Regions from separate parts of the Homo sapiens genome. Here region 1 is linked to region 2. Evidence: read pairs that join two places in POLR2A ChIA-PET (ENCODE). Cell type or tissue: PC-9. All regions are shown on one strand. Links, peaks and the distances in the headings refer to the core of each region. The heading gives the core; the rest is flanking DNA.

The links. ChIA-PET counts read pairs that join two places held together with the same protein. Peaks named below come from ENCODE experiments on the same cell type or tissue, not always from the same donor. Only the 100,000 strongest peaks of a DNase experiment are listed, where the experiment ranks them.
Region 1: POLR2A ChIA-PET joins it to region 2 with 20 read pairs; 16 of 35 experiments call an interaction of 5 or more read pairs at or near these places.

What each region holds. Positions count from the first base shown.
Region 1 is chr15:74,865,003-74,867,904 of GRCh38, reverse strand. All of the region lies in intron 1 of SCAMP2 (secretory carrier membrane protein 2), which reads left to right. Among named protein-coding and RNA genes, the nearest start is that of SCAMP2, 6.9 kb to the left of the region's middle. RefSeq lists an enhancer at 1,414-2,345. In PC-9, for the core only: no CTCF peak of the experiment used is centred there; a DNase peak (open chromatin) is centred at 1,644; H3K27ac peaks cover 1,084 bases.
Region 2 is chr15:74,769,827-74,772,728 of GRCh38, reverse strand. No RefSeq gene overlaps it. Among named protein-coding and RNA genes, the nearest start is that of CSK, 11 kb to the left of the region's middle. RefSeq lists enhancers at 24-737, 738-1,453. In PC-9, for the core only: a CTCF peak has its summit at 1,489 (motif pointing left); a DNase peak (open chromatin) is centred at 1,508.

The sequences.
Region 1 (2,902 bases), core at 270-2,769, 95 kb before region 2:
TGCCAGATTATCCCAGGCAGACAGCATTGATCTCAAGGAGAGGAAGTGGAATAGGTGGTGGCATTGAACAGAGAAAACCTTTCAGTGTTTGTAAGTTGCCAAGTCACACAATATCACTTTCACACATTGCCTCCTTGCAGTTAAAAGATAATCTCAGTGTTGTGGCTGCTTCCCAAGGATTTGAAATATTTCTCTCCTGTGGAAGGAAGAAGTGGTGGCAGAAACGTGATTTGGGTGTGAACAAAGTTACTTGAATTTCCCTGTGCAGACAGTGGGACCTTCCCAGAGAGGGTTGGCCCCAGCTTGACCATAACTTTGGGAATTCTTGGAATAACCAGATGGACCTGGTAGAACTTTCCTGTGTAACAGAGCATTGTCTCAAGAAATTTGAAAATGGCAGGGTTCTTACAGCTTCACTGTGACTACAGACAGCTGCCCAGATAGGATTCCTGCCTTTATGGTTGGCACCTGGAGCCAGGCTGGGTGTTAAAACTTGGGTAGAGAGATAGGTGAACTTTGACTCTTCCGTTAAGTCTTCTTTGGAAACACTTGGGGTAAGATAATCTTAATTTCAGAGAAATGGTAATATTTAACCAGGACAAACAAGGGGTACTTGCTGTTCATTCAGAGAAGAGTGCTGTGCACATTTGCAAACTGTGACCCATCCAGCAAGTGCTGCTTTGAGATGTTCACGTTAGTGCACATCACTGAGGTCATGCTGCTCTGCAGGCCTGTGCAGGAGACCATGGTAAATGAGCACAGTATGTGATCAATGGCTTCTGGCAGGAGAGCTAAGAAATACTCACTGAGGCTGGGGCGCAGTGGCTCACGCCTGTAATCCCAGCACTTTGGGAGGCCAAGGCGGGCGGATCACAAGGTCAGGAGTTCGAGACCAGCCTGGCCAATATGGTGAAACCCCATCTCTACTAAAAATGCAAAAATTAGCCAGGCGTGATGGCGGGCACCTGTAGTTCCAGCTACTCGGGAGGCTGAGGCAGGAGAATCGCTTGAACCCGGGAGGCGGAGGTTGCAGCGAGCCGAGATTGCACCACTGCCCCCCAGCCTGCATGACAGAGCGAGACTCCATCTCAAAAAAAAAAAAAAAAGAAAGAAAATAAATGCTCACTGAGAGTGACAGCACATCACAAGTGGGATCAGGGCAGTGTCCAAAGGAGCTGGGAGGGCTCTCAGGAGGAAGGGCAGAGACCTGTGGCACAGAGGGCTTGGACTGAAAGCAGAAAGCCTGGCAGATGGGAAAACAGGGTTATTCATTTATTTTTTGAGACAGAGTCACACTCCCGAGTAGCTGGGATTACAGGCGTGCACTAGCATGCCTGGCTAATTTTTGTATTTTTCGTAGAGGTGGGGTTTCAACCACGTTGGTCAGGCTGGTCTCAAACTCCTGATCTCAGGTGATCCACCCACCTCGGTCTCCCGGAATGCTAGGATTACAGGTGTGAGCCACCACGCCCGGCCAGAAAACAGAGTATTTTTGGGTGAAGTAGTGCCAAGAACCAAAAGTCGCTCCTGCTTGCTGTCATCCCTGTACTCCTGTGTCCACTCTTACCCCTGCACCCCCAGGCATGTCCTCACTCTTAGATCTTAATGGTCTCTTAGGGAGTCATGAGCCTGGGATGCGTCTGCTGCTTGTGACTCACATGCTTGTTTGGCCAGTCTCTTGAAATTCTCTCCATCCTTGGCCTCTTTTATCCTGATAATTCTCACCTTCCTCAGCCTGTTTTCACTTCCTGTCTCATACATTTAGGAGTATTCCAGAGTTCTTTTTTTGTTTTTATTCATGCTATTGGAAGTTCAGAACTTAAACTTTGTCTTTCTTTTTTTTCTTTTCTTTTCTTTTCCTCCCCTCCCCTCCCCTCCCTCCCTCCTTTCCTTCCTTCCTTCCTTCCTTCCTTCCTTCCTTCCTTCCTTCCTTCCTTCCTTCCTTCCTTCCTTCGAGACAGAGTCTCACTGTGTTGCCTAGGCCGAAGTGCAGTGGCACAATCACGGCTCACTGCAGCCTCAATCTCCTAGGCTCCAGAAATCCTCCCATCTCAGCCTCCCAAGTAGCTGGGACTACAGGCAAACACCATCGTGCCTGGCTTTTTTTTTTTTTTTTTTTGGAGAAATGAGGTCTCACTTTGTTGCCCAGGCTAGTCTCGAACTCCTGGATTCAAGCAATCCTGCCTCAACCTCCCAAAGTGCTGGGTTTACCCTGTTCTCACTTTATACCTTCATTTCTATGACTTCAGAATAGCATCCACATTTCAGCGATCCCAGATCTAGATCTCTAGTTCTCAGCTTCCTCCTGAGCTCAGACCACTATTTCAAACTCACACCTGCACCTTCCCAATCCTTCCAACCAGAAATATTCCACAGCTATCTCCAACCTGACTCAATATCTTCTCGGATCCTCTCCCTACCCCACCACACCCACCCTTGAAAAACCTGTTCCTCCTCTCCCACAGTCACTTATTTTGGGCACTCCTTTCTTTCTTTTTTCTTTTCTTTTCTTTTTTTTTTTTTTGAGACAAAGTCTTGCTCTGTTGCCCAGGCTGGAGTGCAGTGGTGCTATCTTGGCTCACTGCAACCTCTGCCCCCTGGGTTTAAGCGATTCTCCTGCCTCAGCCTCCCAAGTAGCTGGGACTACAGGCGCATGCCACCACGCCCGGCTAATTTTTGTATTTTCAGTAGAGATGGGGTTTCACTATGTTGGCCAGGCTAGTCTCAAACTCCTGACCTCAGGTGATCCACCTGCCTTGGCCTCCCAAAGTGCTGGGATTACAGGCGTGAGCAACTGTGCCTGGCCTTTTTTTTTTTTTTTTTTTTTTTTGAGATAGAGTCAGGGTGGAGTGCAGTGGTGTGATCTCAGCTCACTGCAGCCTCCACCTCTCCTGGGTTCAAG
Region 2 (2,902 bases), core at 145-2,644:
TTTGTATTTTCAGTAGAGATGGGGTTTCACCATGTTGGCCGGGCTGGTCTTGAGAAATCCTGACCTCAAGTGATCCACCTGCCTCGCCCTCCCAAAGTGCTGGGATTACGGTGTGAGCCACCGAACCCAGGGCCGATCCTTTTTTTTTTTTTCTGAGACAGGGTCTTGCTCTGTCACCCAGGCTGGAGTACAGTGGTGCGATATCAGCTCACTGCAACCTCTGCCTCCTGGGCTCAAGCAATCCTCCTACCTCATCCTCCCGAGTAGCTGGGACTACAGGTGCATGCCACCACGCCCAGCTAATTTTTGTATTTTTAGTAGAGACGGGGTTTCACCATGTTGGCCGGGATCGTCTCGATCTCTTGACCTCATGATCTGTCTGTGTTGGCCTCCCAAAGTGTTGGGATTACAGGAGTGAGCCACCGCGCCCAGCCTGGGGCCAGTTCTTATCCCCTAAAGATTCCCACCCTCACCCCGCAGCCAGGTTGCCTCCTGCAGCCTGCAGCCCTCAGCGACTCCAAGTCCTCTGCAGCTGGTGGTGTAGCCAGCTCTCAATGCCTGTCTCCACCAAGTGACCAGCCAGCAGTGTGTTTGGCAGCTCACTGAGGAGGCCCACCAGGTGGGCTGCTGGGAGCCAGCCCCTTGCGTGGGGCCTGGCGCGGGTGCTGACACCCACCTCCACCCCCCGCTTTGCTGAATGAGTGAGGATAGATGTTGGGGAGACAGGACCAAAGCTTGGGATGAGTCAGGCCGGCTAGGGCCAGGATGTGTGACTGGGGCCCAGGGAGATGATGTTTGCTGGCAGTGCCCTGTTCCAGCCGCACTGGAGCCCTTACTTTCCCTGGGTGACTGCCCTATTCCCAGCTTGGTTCTCTGTCTTTGTGAGCGGGGCATTTATTTTCTGCTAATGTTAGCTGGAGGTCAGTCTCTGTTGTTTGTGACTTAGAAGCCTGACTGGTGCCCCCTGACCCCACCCCCATCATGGCGGGTGGGAAGATGAGGTCAGGTCTTGCGTTTGAAGTGCCAGATTCACAGCAATTAGACAAAGGCCATTGTCTTCCCTTGCACTCTGGGTGATTACTCGCCTCCTGCCTCTTTCAGAATCTAGAATTCAGGCCTGGCTTGGTGGCTCACGCCTGTAATCCCAGCACTTTGGGAGGCCGAGGTGGGCGGATCACTTGAGCTCAGGAGTTTAAGACCAGCCTGGCCAACGTGGTGAAACCCTGTCTCTACTAAAAATACAAAAAATTAGCCAGGCGTGATAGTGCACGCCTGTAGTCCCAGCTACTCAGAGACTGAGGCAGGAAAATCGCTTGAACCCAGGAGGTGGAGGTTGCAGTGAGCGGAGATTATGCCACTGCACTCCAGCCTGGGCGACAGAGCGAGACTCCATCTCAAAAAAAAAGAGAAAATCTAGAATCCAGTCTGGTCTCTGGTGGCGCTGGGCTGTTGGTCTACTCGGGTCTGAGGGGGAACAGCGCCTCCTGGTGGCCACAACACAGAGCTCAAGGGGAAGGAATGAGAGAGCGACAGAGAGGCAGGCAAGGTCACACTGCCCTGTCGGGCAGGCTCAGAGGCACGCCTGGAGAGCAGGCGCATGTCTGCTCTGGGAAAGATGAGCCGTTTGGCTCCTGGGAGGACCATGTCCCAGGCTTACCTAGGGCTGGAGCCAGAGCTGACTGTTCCCGATTGCGAGCATCACAGGGCAGGTCCTGGGTGGATGAGGGCAGGGAGCTGGAAGGGGCCCCATTTGGCTGTGGAATAACTTTTCTAGAGGAGGTGCTGGGGGGTGGGTGAGCCAGATCAGCATATGGCTGCTGGGACCCCACAGGGCCCCCTACCGTGGGCTGCTCCCTGATTTGAAGGCCACCACCACGCTGGCCCCTGGGGATCCTGGATTGGCCTCAGTGTTGCTGACATCCTCAGATTTTCCTGAGTAATAAGAGCAAAGTGAGGACAGGTAGGAAGGCACACTTTGTTGAACACCTACTGTGTGCTGGGTGTTTGCACATTTGCTCTCATTTGATCATCTTCCTTCAAGGAAAACAGTAGCATCTAGATCTTAACTGTAGGGCAAGGGAGACCCACAGAGGGTGATTTACAGAACCACCCCAGAGCCTGAACTCTTTTTCCTGCCCCATGAGGAGGTCACCAGATGGCAGCTGCAGAGACCCCAGGCCCCAGGTCCTAGGTTTGCTCGGCAGTGAAGGGCTGCAAGTTGGGGGAGATGTTTGCCTTCTGCCTGCCAGCCCTCCATGTAGACCTTCAGAAGCTTCTGGTGCAGGGACCATCTCCTGCTGGACATGGTTGGGGTAGGAGGGTCTGGTTGCAACAGTCCTGGACCTTGAGGTGGGAGGCAGAGATAGGGCACAGGTGGAGGCAGGGCCAGGAAGGAGGAGCATGACATAGCAGGCTGGGGTCAAACTCCTGACTTCACAGTCTGCCCTGAGCCTTCTCCGCAGCTTTTGGCTTGGTCCAGGCCCTTTGAGGGGAATGCCAAGTTGGAGTGTCATGTGTTGCCCCAGTCACTTCTGCATGGGCTCCAAGAGCCACCAGCAAGCTTGAGGCCAGATCCAACTCCGCAAATGACTAGAGGTGTCATCCTGGGCAAGTGACCTCCTGCGCCTCTGTCCCCATCTGCCCAGTGGGCATTAGCACATCGCTATCACAGCGAGCTTTAAGGACTAAGTGGGACAAAGTGCCAGGAGGGACCTGGCATGGAGCAGGTGCTCGGGGAACTTCGGCTGATTCTCAAGTGAAAGCAGAAGCAAGGGGGCAGCTGGACTGCAGCCATCTCCAAGATCCTGGAATTTAATCCCTTTGAATATAAGATCCCTGAGAAGAGGCAGGTGGAGGTGTAGGTCCGTGAAGAACTGGCCGCTCTCATCCCTGTGCCTTTGGC